2 separate regions of the Homo sapiens genome follow, and region 2 is linked to region 1. A link is an interaction called in ENCODE POLR2A ChIA-PET data of the cell type or tissue named here. Cell type or tissue: GM12878. All regions are shown on one strand.

Region 1 (2,500 bases):
TTTTTAAACTATTTCCATTACATAAATGGTGGGGTTTATTCTAAATGTTAAATCCTTTCCCCTTACAAAAGACAGAAGATTTACAAGAAGATAACCAATATAAGAAGTGCATAGACAACGATAATAAAATCCAAATTGGACTCAAAGGTTGAAGTCTAATCTACTGGGACATTCTCTTAATTTAGGGTGAGGAGCAACACATTCCTGTGATGATTCATTAGTTTCTTAATTAAAAAAAAATCCCCATGACATTTTTCAAAATAGTAAACAGTCTTCATTAGTGCATCAAGCATTGAAGAAAAATTGTCGTCTTTCCATTCGTAAAATGAAGAAGATAAAAGCCTTTCAAAATCCAGGGCGGGGGATTTCCATTGAATTTAGAGAAGTGAAATAAACTGGTAAAAACTGTATTTCATACTTTTAACAAAAGAGTATTTTCAAGACTCAAGGTAAACATTTAGACCCATAAAAACACATTTCTTGGCACATGCACGCCATGGATGGAACAATCCTGAATGCAGCGATGGCCTGGCTACAGAGGTATCCGGCTCCTAGCCCCACTGGCAAAACTGTCTTTTAGGACCTTGTCCCAGCTCCCTTCACATGGGGGTCTCTGGCTTCTGCATCAGCTGGATTTGCTTCTGTAGCTGGTCCCTGTCCAGCTTCATCTTGGCCTCGAGAACTTGCCTGAGGGATCCTATGCTTTCATAGACGGCTGTAAACCCTTGAAGGAGAGGTAAATTTCACAACAGTTAACAATTTTTTTAAAATGCTGTATCAAATTCTATAGTATCTAGTAATGGTTGATTCAGGCAAAAATTATTAATAGATGCTAAAACCTCTGGGATGAAAGTATGATGGGGAACAGGTGAGTTTCTAGTTTCTCCCTAGAGATTACTTTTTAATTACAAAAAGGAAAAAGGAACTATTACAATGGAGAAGACTGTCATATACCCCTTTAACCAAGTGATCAAATCTCACGTCACCCATACTGGGAGAAACAACATCACGTAACTTCTGAAAAGATACCCTGAGCAGGGCACAACATCACTTCTTGACATTTTTAAAGAATACCAAAATACACAACCTAAATTATATCAAGATGAAGCAAACAGGCCTGGTACGGTGGCTCATGCCAGTAATCCCAGCACTTTGGGAGGCCAAGGCGGATGGATCACCTGAGGTCAGGAGTTCGAGCCAGCCTGGCCAACACGGCGAAACCCTGTCTCTACTAAAAATACAAAAATTAGCTGGGTATGGTGGCGCACACCTGTAGTCCCAGCTACTCGGGAGGCTGAGGCAGGGAGAATTGCTTGAACCCAGGAAGCGGACGTTGCAGTGAGCTGAGATTGTGCTACTGCACTCCAGCCTCGGCGACAGAGCAAGACTCGTCTCAAAAAAAAAAAAAAAAAAATGAAGCAAACAAATCTAAACTAGGGATAGTCTACAAAATGCTGGCTGGCTGGTATTCTTTAAAAAGGTCAACATCACTGAGAAACTGATCCAGATTAATAGAGACTAAATAAAGAAACATGACAACTAAATACGATGTGTAATTCTGGATTAGAACCTGAAGGGCCAACATCACTAATTATAGGAAAAATACAAATTAAAACCACAATGAGTTATCACCTCACACCTGTTAGGATGGCTATTATCAAAAAGACAAACGAGTACAAGCATTAGCGAGGGTGTGAAGAAAGGGGAACACTTGTACACTGTTGGTGGGAATGCAGGATGGGGCAGCCATAGTGGAAAACAGTATAGGGCAGGGGTATCCAAACTTTCAGCTTCCTTGGGCCACACTGAAAGAATTGTCTTGGGCAATACAAATACACTAACACTAATGATAGCTGATGAGTGATTTAAAAAAAAAAATCACAAAAAAATCTCATAATGTTTTAAGAAAGTTTACGAATTTGGGTTAGGCTGCATTCAAAGCCATCCTGGGTCGCATGTGGCCTGCGGGATGTGGGTTGGACAAGCTTGGTATAGAGGTTACTAAAGAAATTTAAAATAGAACTACCATACGACCCAGCAATCTCACTACTGGGTATATTCCCAAAAGAAATTAAATTACTGCCTCATAAAGATATCTGCACTCCCCTGTTCACTGCACCATTATTTACAATAGCCAAGATATGGAAACAACTGAAGTGTGTCCATCAAAAAATTAGTGAATAAAGAAATTGTGTATATATACAAATGATGAATATTATTCAGCTTTACAAAAAAGGAGAGCCTGCCATTTGTCACAAATGGATAAAAATGGAGGACATTATGCTAAGTGAAATAAGACAGATACAGAAAGAAAAATACTGCACGATCTCATATGTGGAATCTAAAAAAAGAAAAGGAAGGAAGAAGGGAAGGGGAGGGGAGGGGAAGGGAAAGGAAGGGAAGGGAAGGGAAGGGAAAGGAAAGAAAGGAAGAAAGAAAAGAAAGAGAAAGAAAGGAAAGAAAGAGAGAAAGAGAGAAGGAGGGAGGAAGGAAGGAAGGA
Region 2 (2,500 bases), 450 kb after region 1:
ATATATTACATTAGTACATCACATAAACTTAAAGCAGCTGCAAAGTTTGAAAGGATTGATTCCAATTCTGAAAGAAGTTCTATGGGTAAAACACCATTAAACAGCATCATGTGCTACAGAGAAATCTTTCATGAAAGTAACAGTCAATCAATGCAGCAAACTTCATTGTTATCTTACTTCAAGAAATTGCCACAGCCACCCCAATCTTTAGGTACCACCACTTTCATCAGTCATAGCCACCAACATTAAGGCAAGACCCTCCATCAGCAAAAAGTTTACAATTTGCTGAAGTCTCAGAGGATTGCTGGCATTTTTAAAAAATGTATTAGCAATAAAGTATTTTTAAATTGAATTATTTTTAAACTGAAACATGTACAATAAGGTATTTTTAAACTGAAGTATTTTTAAATTGAAGCATGTACATTTTTTCAAACATAATGTCACTGTGCAGTGGACTTAGTACAGTGTAAATATTAAATTTTATATGTACTGGGAAACAAAAAAATTCATGTGACTTGCTTTATTGCAATATTCACTTTATTGTATTTATTGTGGTTGTCTGGAACCAAACCTGCAGTATCTCCAAGGTATGCTTGTATTAGGAATACGATTTTAGGGAAAGCCCATCAACTAAGTTGGGAAATAAACCAGAGGGTAGATTCCACTTCCACTCATCAGTAATATTTTCCTCCAAAAACTTTATTTTTTTTTTTTTTTGCGACAGGATCTCTGTTACCCAGGCTGGAGTGCAGTGGCACAATCTTGGCTCACTGCAAGCTCCACCTCCTAGGCTCAAGCGATTCTCCTGCCTCAGCCACCCACAAGAAGCTAGAACTAAAGGCACGAGACCCCACGCCCAGCTAATTTTTGTTTTTTTGTTTCGTTTTGTTAGAAACGGGGTTTCACCATGTTGCACAGGGTGGTCTCGAACTCTTGCGGTCAAGCGATCCACCCGTCTCAGCCTCCCAAGGTGCTAGGATTTCAGGCGTAAGCCACTATGCACTGCCTTCCAAAAGCATCTGGAAAAATCCTAAGCAAAACACTTTCACCTCTACTCTATAGCAAAGGCAAGAATCACTTCTTCGTATTCTTTTTTTTTTTTTTTTTTTGAGATGGAGTCTCGCTCTGTTGCCCAGGCTGGAGTGCAGTGGTGCAATCTCGGCTCACTGCAAGCTCCGCCTCCCGGGTTCAGGCCCATTCTCCTGCCTCAGCCTCCCGAGTAGCTGGGACTACAGGCACCCACCACCACGCCCGGCTACTTTTTTTGTATACTTAGTAGAGACAGGGTTTCACCATGTTAGCCAGGATGGTCTCAATCTCCTGACTTCATGATCCGCCTGCCTCAGCCTCCCAAAGTGCTGGGATGACAGGCGTGAGCCACCGCGCCCGGCCACTTCTTCGTATTCTTGAATACAAACCTACTGCTTAGGTTCAGTGGAACCATACTTTTCAAAATGTGATGAAAGATCATAAAGATCTGATGTTATATATGGAATTATATACAGCAACTGTGCAATACTGGAAGCTGAGGGGCTGGAGATGAAAAAACCTAGGGTAATGCATTTGTCAAAGGCTCAAGTCACCCAACAGTCCCGAGAGGAACCACAGCATTCTTTTTAATTTCAGTGAGCTCTAGGTTTAGGGGGAATAATAGAAACAAAAGGAACTCTGGGTGCTGAAAGGAAAGGGGTGTGATGATACTCAAGTTGGGAAAGAGAAAAGGAGGAGCTCCTTTCTTTTGTATTATTTATCTACAATCAAGTATATGTCTGTTCTCCTTCTGTTGAGCTGTACAATCAAGTATATGTCTGTTCTTCTATTGAGTTGGCAAATACAATGTATGTCTTCAATGCAGGTAAATACGGTTTAAGAATAATGTTTTAAGACTGAATTTATGTTTATGGTTCAAATCCTTTCCCTACTATTTAGACTAAAATTAGCAAATGGACTAGAATATCAACATCTTATGAAGGTGACCAAATTTCATTTTATCTTCATCTCTAGTCAGTGATTAAGAACATTCCCAGAGTAAAGTAATTCCTAGAAGAAACTGAGGGTAAAATTAAAGAATAAAGGGAAAATAAAAACAGTAATGAGAACCCTCTTCTTCACAATTCCAGTTCATTCAATTCTTATTCCCGAAGGACAATCAAGGGTAAGCAAGATGAGTATAGTGATGGGACATAATAATTGGCTTACACAGATTATAAATGATGCATCACACTAATTAAACTACTAGGCACAGTGGTACATGCCTGTAGTCCCAGCCAATTAGAAGTCTGGGGCAGGAGGATTACTTAAGCCCAGGAGTTTAAGGCCAGCCTGAGAAACAAGGCAAGATCCTCTCTAAAAAAAAAAAAAAAAAAAAAAAAAAAAAAGCAGGAGGTGGGGTGGGGTTGGGGGGTGGGGATGGTGTGGCAGGGGTGGGTAGGGATGAAAGCCATATCATATCAAAGCAAGCAGTGAGGGCTATCTACATGACTACTGCATCTTCTCGGTA

The links. ChIA-PET counts read pairs that join two places held together with the same protein. Peaks named below come from ENCODE experiments on the same cell type or tissue, not always from the same donor. Only the 100,000 strongest peaks of a DNase experiment are listed, where the experiment ranks them.
Region 2: POLR2A ChIA-PET joins it to region 1 with 12 read pairs; 2 of 35 experiments call an interaction of 5 or more read pairs at or near these places.

The regions. Positions count from the first base shown.
Region 1 is chr15:59,519,478-59,521,977 of GRCh38, reverse strand. It overlaps FAM81A (family with sequence similarity 81 member A), which reads right to left. Exons shown (of 9, transcript NM_152450.3): 9 at 1-724. The coding sequence ends at 600. Among named protein-coding and RNA genes, the nearest start is that of FAM81A, 83 kb to the right of the region's middle. In GM12878, no CTCF peak of the experiment used is centred here; no DNase peak of the experiment used is centred here; H3K27ac peaks cover 405 bases.
Region 2 is chr15:59,069,908-59,072,407 of GRCh38, reverse strand. The region is part of intron 6 of RNF111 (ring finger protein 111); the gene reads right to left. Among named protein-coding and RNA genes, the nearest start is that of CCNB2, 34 kb to the left of the region's middle. In GM12878, no CTCF peak of the experiment used is centred here; no DNase peak of the experiment used is centred here.